Linked DNA regions of Homo sapiens: all the other regions are linked to region 3. The links are chromatin contacts, found by Hi-C in ENCODE. All regions are on one chromosome and are shown on one strand. Each heading gives the region's core, a stretch centred on a gene start or an enhancer-like site at or near the end of the contact. The rest is flanking DNA. Distances are from core to core; before and after follow the strand shown.

Region 1 (2,700 bases), core at 198-2,697, 200 kb after region 3:
TGGACAACTCTGTGGCTTGTCTGCTCTTTGTTGCTAGGATGTTGCTGCTCTGTGTTTCTGTGTAGGGAGGTAGTTGACCCCTGCTCTTCCTGCAAGCCCAAGTAGTGCAGGCTCACTTTTAACAGGGGTGAAGCTATTGACAAAAGCACAAAAAGTGCATTCTCCAAATACACATTCACCTGCCCCCAGGAGAGAGAACCTCTATTGCTTTGGCAACAGTGAGGGGAGGCAGTGAGGAGATGACAATTTTCCATGTCTATTCCTGGCATCTGGTGCTGCCCTTTTCAGTGAATGGCATGATTAGCACTGCATCCATATTTTTTTTTTGTCCCAAGGGGAGCTTTGGTGAGCTGCACACCCCTCTCACTTAGGGGTGACCCCCATTGAGGGTAAGATCTCCAGGTGTCCTGTACCTCCCAGTGACCTGCTGGTCCCCTGTATTTTGCCACAGTCAGAGAAGGCTGTGGGGTAGGTTTGTGAGGGATCTGGTGGTGCAGTGACTCAGGAGAAGAGATTGCCTGGGCAGGGCAGTGGCCTACCAGTATGGTGCCTGACTTCTCCTTTCTGGCCTTAGGGGAGTGCAGTTATGCTTGTGTGAGGTGACCACCTGGTTCTGTGTCCCTGGGAAGTTCTTAAGTTGCTGCCAACAGTGTTATCCAGGGTTATCAGGGCAGGGGGTTACCCTAACAGTTTAGGAGTCAACAGGTGGTTGTAGGGGTGAAGGGAGCAGAGACACACTGCGACCTACCCTTTCTGTGGGGCTTCGAGTTCCTCAGGGGGTTATTCTCTGCCAGATTCTTTCTGCTTTTCTTTTCTGCACCCCAGCTTCTTTCCATCAGGACTCCAACAGGTTCCGGCTCTCTTCCCTTAGTTTTCCGTTCAAGCCATGTCCATTCACCAGTAGCTGTGGTCTTCTTTTTGAGGAGAAGTGACATCTTATGCTCCTAGGCTAGTCAGCCATCTGAAAAAAGAAGCCCCAAGGACTCTTCCAAGATGGCCGAATAGGAACAGCTCCGGTCTGCAGCTCTCAGTGAGATTGATGCAGAAGAAGGGTGATTTCTGCATTTCCAACTGAGTTACCTGGTTCATCTCACTGGGACTGGTTGGACAGTGGGTGCAGCCCACAGAGGGCAAGCCAAAGCAGGGCTGGGCATCACCTGACCCAGGAAGCACAAGGGTCAGGGGATTTCCCTTTTCTAGCCAAGGGAAGCCATGAGAGACTATACTGGGAGGAAGGGTACACACCTACCCAAATACTGCACTTTTCCCACAGTCTTCACAACTGGCAGACCAGGAGATTCCCTCCAGTGCCTGGCTTGGCAGGTCCCATGCCCACGGAGCCCAGCAAGCTAAGATCCATTAGCTTGTAATTCTCGCTGCTAGTACAGCAATCTGAGATCCACCTGGAATGCTGGAGCTTGGTGGGGGGAGGGGTGTCCACCATTGCTGAGGCTTGAGTAGGCAGTTTTATACTCACAGTGTAAACAAAGCTGCTGGGAAGCTCAAACTGGGTGGTGCCCACGGCAGCTCAGCAAGGCCAACTGTCTCTCTCGATTCCACCTCTGTGGGCAGGGCATATCTGAACAAAAGGCAACAGCCCAGTCAGGGACTTATAGATAAAACCCTCATCTCCCTGGGTCAGAGCACCTGGGGGAAGGGGCGACTGTGGGCACAACTTCTAGACTTAAACATCCCTGCCTCACAGCTCTGAAGGGAGCAGTGGTTCTCACAGCATGGTGTTTGAGCTCTGATAATGGACAGGATGCCTCCTCAAATGGGTCCCTGACCCCCGTGTTGCCTCCCAGTAGGGGCCGACAGAAACCTCATACAGGAGAGCTCTGGGTGGCATCTGGCAGCTGCCCCTCTGGGACGAAGCTTCCAGAGGAAGGATCAGGCAGCAATACTTACTTTTCTGCAGTCTCTGCTGGAGATACTCAGTCAAACATTATCTGGAATGGACCTCCAGCAAACTCCAACAGACCTGCAGCTGAGGGGCCCGACTGTTAGAACAAAAACTAACAAACAGGAATAGCATCAACATCAACAAAAAGGACATTCATGCCAAAACTCCATTCATAGGTCACCAACATCAAAGACCAAAGGTAGAAAAAAACTACAAAGATGGGGAGAAACCAGAGCAGAAAGGCTGAAAATTCCAAAAACCAGAATGTACCTTCTCTTCCAAAGGATCACAACTCCTCACCAGCAAGGGAACAAAACAGGATGGAGAATGAGTTTGACTAGCTGACAGAAGTAGGCTTCAGAAGGTGTGTAATAACAAACTTCTCCAAGCTAAAAGAGCATATTCTAACCCACTGCAAGGAAACTAAAAACGTTGAAAAAAGGTTAGATGAATGGCTAACCAGTGTAGAGAAGAACATAAATGACCTGATGAAGCTGAAAAACACAGCACAAGAATTTCATGAAAAATACACAAGCTTTAATAGCCAATTTGATCAAGCAGAAGAAAGGATATCAGTGATTAAAGATCAAATTGATGAAATAAAGCAAGAAGACAAGATTAGAGAAAAAAAGAGTGAAAAGAAATGAACAAAGCCTCCAAGAAATATGGGACTATGTGGAAAGACCAAATCTATATTTGATTGGTGTACCTGAAAGTGGTGGGGAGAATGGAACCAAGTTAGAAACCACTTTAAAATATTATGTAGGAGAACTACCCCAACCTAGCAAGCAGGCCAA
Region 2 (2,700 bases), core at 30-2,529, 230 kb after region 3:
TTTGCTGTCCTATTTACCAGAAGGTCTTTTCAGCAGTTTCTGTAAATTCTTACCTTGTTGCCAAAGAGTGATTTGAGGTTCAAAAGCAACTAGAGAATAGAGCTATTATTTCTTTGACTTTTCATTAATTCTGGGCCTTATGGTGACTGAACATCTTTCTTTCCAGAAGCTCAGAGACATTGTTTACTGAGCTGCTATGCTAATTTGTACTTTGGAACAAAGCTTGAGCTAGTACTTACTTCAGAGATGGTTCAAATGAATTGAGTAGAAGCAGTGGTACCCAGATCCTGTAGTTTTGGAGATTGCCAAAACCTCAACAACAAACTATTTGATGATTACTCTTAAATCTATACCTTTAGTCAATCTTTCTTCTGAATTCTAAATATATTAACTGTGCATAATATCCTCACCTAGAGGTTCCAGAGACACCTAAAATTCAACTTCTCCCATATGTATTTATAATATTCTACTCCAACCTGCTAACTCTTTGGTATTCTACATCTTGGTTAATGATTTACTTATCCACCTAGAAATCCCAGCCAGAAACCTGCCATCGCTGTTGATTCTTCCTCTTGTTCAGCATTTATACCCAATGAATCTCTCCTGACCATCAGTTCTACTTCCAGAAAGTCATTGAATCTGCCCGTTCTTCCAACCACTATCCTCATTTTCTCTCTCCTGGATTATTGTCATAGCTTCCTAATGGGTCTGCCTGTCTCCAGGGTAACCACTTTCCATTCCACCCACTGAACTGTGCCAGAGTGTGCTTTCTGAATAACAAATCTGATCTTGTCACTCACACAATTAAAATCCTCCAGTGGATCCCAGCCACTTACAGCATGAAAATTCAAACTCCAGAGCACAGCCACAAAGACTGTTTTTGATCTGGCTGCTAGGTCTTTCATCAGCAACCCAGGACAATCCTTCCTGAACTTCTCACAGTTTGGCCCCGCGTAATGCTCTCTTGTGTTTCTCCGGCTTTGCACGTGCAGTGTTCATGCCTGGAACAGCCTTTCTCTTTTCTACCCCCTAAACACCTACTCATCCTTCTAGATGTCGTTCAGTGGCACCTGTTCTGTGTAGCTCTTCCTATGCTCATCTGTGCATATTCTCAGTAGCAATCACATGCACATCCATATAATAGGTTTTACTTCATTGTATTTTAATTCTGTTTATATATTTGTTTCCCCCTCCTTTCTGTGAATTCATTTGAGCATTGTCTTTGTATTCCCAGCATCTAGCAGAGCGCCTGGCAGTAGAGTAGGGACTCAGTGCATGTTTGCTGAATATGAATGAATACCAAGGCAGCTGGTCTCAGTCAAACTGCAGCAACGCTGGGCATGCAGCTCAACATCCTCTGAGACTCTGTCCTCATTTTGCGAAATTAGGGACAACCAGACCTATCTTCCTGTCCTATCATAAGAATTAAAGAAGACATGGGAGTATTCCGTATACAGTAAGTTGATACTTGCATAAATATATTATATGTAAGATCATGTAATTATTGTGACCCATTACACAGTGAACAAGATATTTTTAAAAACTGATTTAGCAATACATATGGCACATAAGGACACTTCACAAAACAGACGTAGAATGTACCTGCCTTCTACTCTCATCCTGGTGAACTTATGCTCTAAAGTCTGGCTTCAGAGTTGGAGAGTCTCCCAAGCCTATCCTGTCTCCGCCCAAGCAGAACTTATCATGGTCCTCTCTAGGCTCCCTATATATCTGGTATATATTTCTCTTATATCTTGCACCACTGCATACAGTTTTTGTTTATGTGTTTGTCTTTTTCCCATTCTATTGGACCTCCTCAAGATGTTATCTAATTTTCCCAGAGCTGTTACTTCCCTTTTCTCAGTGATTACTCCTCTGCAAAGTGGGTCTCATTCAGATTCCCAGAACAAACTGAGGACAATATCCCACAGTTCCCCGGATTGTCCCTCCCCTGGATGAAGGGTATGGTGCTCTGGGAAGTACCCCAGGGTTCATGAGTTATTATCTGAATTCCCCTTGATGGCTGCCTAACTTGTGCTTCAGGCTCCAGGGTGTATTGGAGGTTTCCCAGGCATTTTGCAGCATGATTTATTTCAGAGCTTTAAATGGATGTGTTGTCCTTGCTTTCCCTCTCAGTATCAGCTCAAGTCTCTGTATGAGGCTTGGCACATTCTGTTTACTCCCCGGTTTACTCTTTGCTAATGTGCTGAGCTTTGCTCAGGAACCCTGAGCTATTCAGGGGCATATCTCCTGGACGACAACCAACAGCCTTCCTGGATCTCCTCCCATTCCTCCGCTCCTCTGCTCTCCTTCCTTCACTTCCTCCTCTGCCTTTTTTTCCCTCCTCCTCTTTCTATACTAAAATAGTTTTTTAAAAGCAGCCAATTGTCTTTGAAGATTTGCTCAGTGCCAGGCCTTGTGCCAAGTGCTGTACATGCATTATATCATTTTTCTTTGCAATAAATCTATGAGGAATTCCTATCAATGTCCTTTTTAAAAAAAAAAAAAAAAGATAGGACACTAAAGCTTAGAGAGATAACCTGACTTGGCAGACATTTCAAACCAATTGGGTCTGCTTGAGTCTAAAACTCTTGCTCTTGATCCAGATGATATTGTGCCTCTGAGTCATCACTGACCCCACCTCTGTCACGCTTTTCTGACTCCCACACTTTCCTCTGAGGCCTCTGCCCTACCACTGGT
Region 3 (2,700 bases), core at 175-2,674:
TAATAGTTTCTCAATAAGTACTTGTTGAATGAATGAATCACTAAGAAAATTAGTGGAACAAATTTAACGGTTTTGCTGTGATACAATCTCTAACTTTCCTCCAGTTTAGAATTAAGCTCCAGTTTCACACAAACACTCTGGTATTCTAATTTCTCATTAAGCACCTTAATTTACCAGAGACTTATTCTGTTCCTATTATCTTGTCAGTGCTTTCGTACCATGACTAGAATAACAGCCATTTTCTCTTCTCTTCAATACATAAAAAGCCTACCTTTACCCCAAGAATGAATGCTTTAGAATTTTTCTCACTCTTGAGTGCTCTAAGGCATTGCAAGGCTTTGCTGTCCACTTGAACAGTTGATAATAGTCCTTTGATGTAGAGCTTTGAACAAGAGATAAGAAATAGTAATCTAACCATAGCTTATGCTGATAGTCAACAGGACCATCTTGCTATTCATGCCACTAAAGATTATTTTCTACCTTGCTGTCCAATTAACATAAAAACTCTCTCAAAATTATGTAGAGGCCATAAACTATACCTTCTAATTGTTCACTTCTCTCTCTCCCTCTCCTACCTTCTAGTACCGTCTATTTTTTCTGAGTCTTATCTGCATGATAAGACATAGGATGTAAACAAGAGTGGCATTCTATGTCAACTCTCCTTTTCATGGACGGTATCGCCTGAAATGAAGTACAGTCAGAGTGTAAATATATGTACCTTTCTTTCTGAGTAAACAGTTTCAAAAAAGAAGCCACAACAGAAGTGTTATTTTTAAAAACTGTTGATCACAAATAGTGGGGAATTTTTTACTGAGTTGGAAGGAGATTTGACAAAAGTCACAGTTGTTGGTACTAAGTTTTTGGTGCTGAGACAGGAATTGTGCTACCTCCTCATTCAACCTAGATTTGGGAGGTGACAGACCCAGTGCAAGTCTACTCTTGCATTCTTATGCTTTGAAGAATCTTGAGATAAACTCTCAGAAATGGGCTAACTAGCCACAGGAAAGTTTGTTATCTTTAAAAGACTTAAACATCCCACCTTCATCCTTCCTTCATTTGGTCTTCACCTTGTCCAAGAGAAAACCAGTCAAAGGGCTCATTTAGAAACATTTTCATTCTGTTGAGACTGATTCAAACATTTTCCCAAAACTTCTTTCTAGACCAATCTGGTTTTCCTGCCAAGAAATTCACTCTCACTGCTCTGCTTCCTGGGATTTGGGCATTAGCTATTGGTCTCTTTCTGTGGTTTTCTCTGTTTTTGTCTCCATGTTCAGCTTACTTTCCTTAATAAATCTAAGTTATCTCACTCTTTGAAACTTCTTGGTCCACATTGCTCAAAAGCAGAGCCAGAGGAAAAGGCAGTTCATGTCTCATTACTGTGGCAGAGGTTTGGACACTCCCAGAGGGCTCTCTGTTCCTCCTCCTCCCGCTGGCTATTGCAACAGGTTCCTGGAGTCAGACAATGCATTATCATGAGGATTACACTGATCAGCTCTAAGTCAGTTAGGTAACAGGAGCTCTTTCAATGGTGTCCTAGGATTTTGTCAGGTTGACTGTTCAAACACTGGTTTTTGGGATCCCCTCCAGCATTCCTTAATGTAATCCAGGCATGTTATTGCAGGTTCTATTTGAGAAGGGGCTACTTACTTGTCACTTAGAATATTTTCAGTTTTAAGTCAAAACCTTTTCAGAAAAAAAAAGAAAAAAAAGACAAAAGATATGAGAGCCCATGTAGGAGAGGCAGAAAAGAACAAAATGCAGAAAAGTCTATCAAATGCCAAACTTAGGTTAAGTGCACGTGTGCTCCGGAGAATGAGGTTTCTGTTTTGTTTTACATAGAAACTGCGATGGTTTTGCACTGTTTTGGTAACTACTGAGTAACTACTAAGTCACTACTAAGATCCAGTGAATTCAAAGGCAGAGGAACACAGGCAAGAGTGCAGGTCTGAGCTGCTTAGAAGGCTCAGAGATGTGTGTCTGTGTTTGACCCTCAGTGGGAGGAAGTGCTATAGGCTCCTGGTGGATGCCCATTTTTTTACCATATTATGCTATTGGATACTATTAAGAAGACAGGCACATTTCTGGGTGCCAGGGAAGAGACAGTGGTTCCAGATGAGTCAGACTGCTGCTGTCACCTCCTCCCTGCTGGAAAAACAAGACTCAGAAGCGACTTGGAGATGTTCAGAACTTGGGGTGAAGGCGTAAAGAGATGAAGTTTTCAAAGACCAACCATTTGCCAATGCCCTTTAAGTAGATATGAGTTGTCATATTTTAGCATAGTTTTTCTGGACAGAACCCCTTTAGATCTCTACTGTGATGTGACAGGCTCTTCCCAAACTTGCATAGAGAAGTGAAGTGGCTAGGTACAGAGCAAGGGGAGAGAAGACACTGTCTATAGATTCCAACCAAGGACCTTTTCCAGACCTTACTCTCCCTTTTTTATTTCTCATCCATTGTAATCTCATCCTGGGGTGCTATAAAGATACATATCCCTGGGGTGCTACTTAAATTATGGGATATAAATATAACATACCCCAGAGTCACCTCCATTAAATCTAATGGAAATTCAGACTTCATGGAAATCAACTATGGCACTTTTCTTGAGTATTTCTGGATTATTTAGTAATAATATATATCTTTCTTAACCCCAGCCCCATATATATATATTATATTATATATATATACATATTATATAGATAT

What was found. A loop is a pair of places that touch in the nucleus more often than their neighbours do. Pooled maps may share reads with other maps.
Region 1: a map with no recorded cell type shows a loop between it and region 3 (3-fold over the local background). The contact joins two enhancer-like sites. A Hi-C loop is called at or near these places in 5 of 168 maps with a recorded cell type or tissue (Caco-2, PC-3, endothelial cell of umbilical vein and 2 more), 2 of 37 single-sample maps with no recorded cell type and 4 of 50 pooled maps.
Region 2: a map of Right ventricle myocardium inferior shows a loop between it and region 3 (2.4-fold over the local background). The contact joins the promoter of LINC01080 here to the enhancer-like site in region 3. A Hi-C loop is called at or near these places in 3 of 168 maps with a recorded cell type or tissue (GM12878, Right ventricle myocardium inferior and left cardiac atrium) and 5 of 50 pooled maps.

The regions. Positions count from the first base shown.
Region 1 is chr13:79,973,949-79,976,648 of GRCh38, forward strand. No RefSeq gene overlaps it. Among named protein-coding and RNA genes, the nearest start is that of LINC01080, 36 kb to the right of the region's middle. Within about 2 kb of position 1,448, at least 2 of the 41 ENCODE cell types and tissues checked have a DNase peak (open chromatin) inside an H3K27ac peak, as active enhancers do.
Region 2 is chr13:80,009,798-80,012,497 of GRCh38, forward strand. It overlaps LINC01080 (long intergenic non-protein coding RNA 1080), which reads left to right and starts at 1,280. Exons shown (of 2, transcript NR_104138.1): 1 at 1,280-1,456.
Region 3 is chr13:79,778,552-79,781,251 of GRCh38, forward strand. No RefSeq gene overlaps it. Among named protein-coding and RNA genes, the nearest start is that of LINC01038, 24 kb to the right of the region's middle. Within about 2 kb of position 1,425, at least 3 of the 41 ENCODE cell types and tissues checked have a DNase peak (open chromatin) inside an H3K27ac peak, as active enhancers do.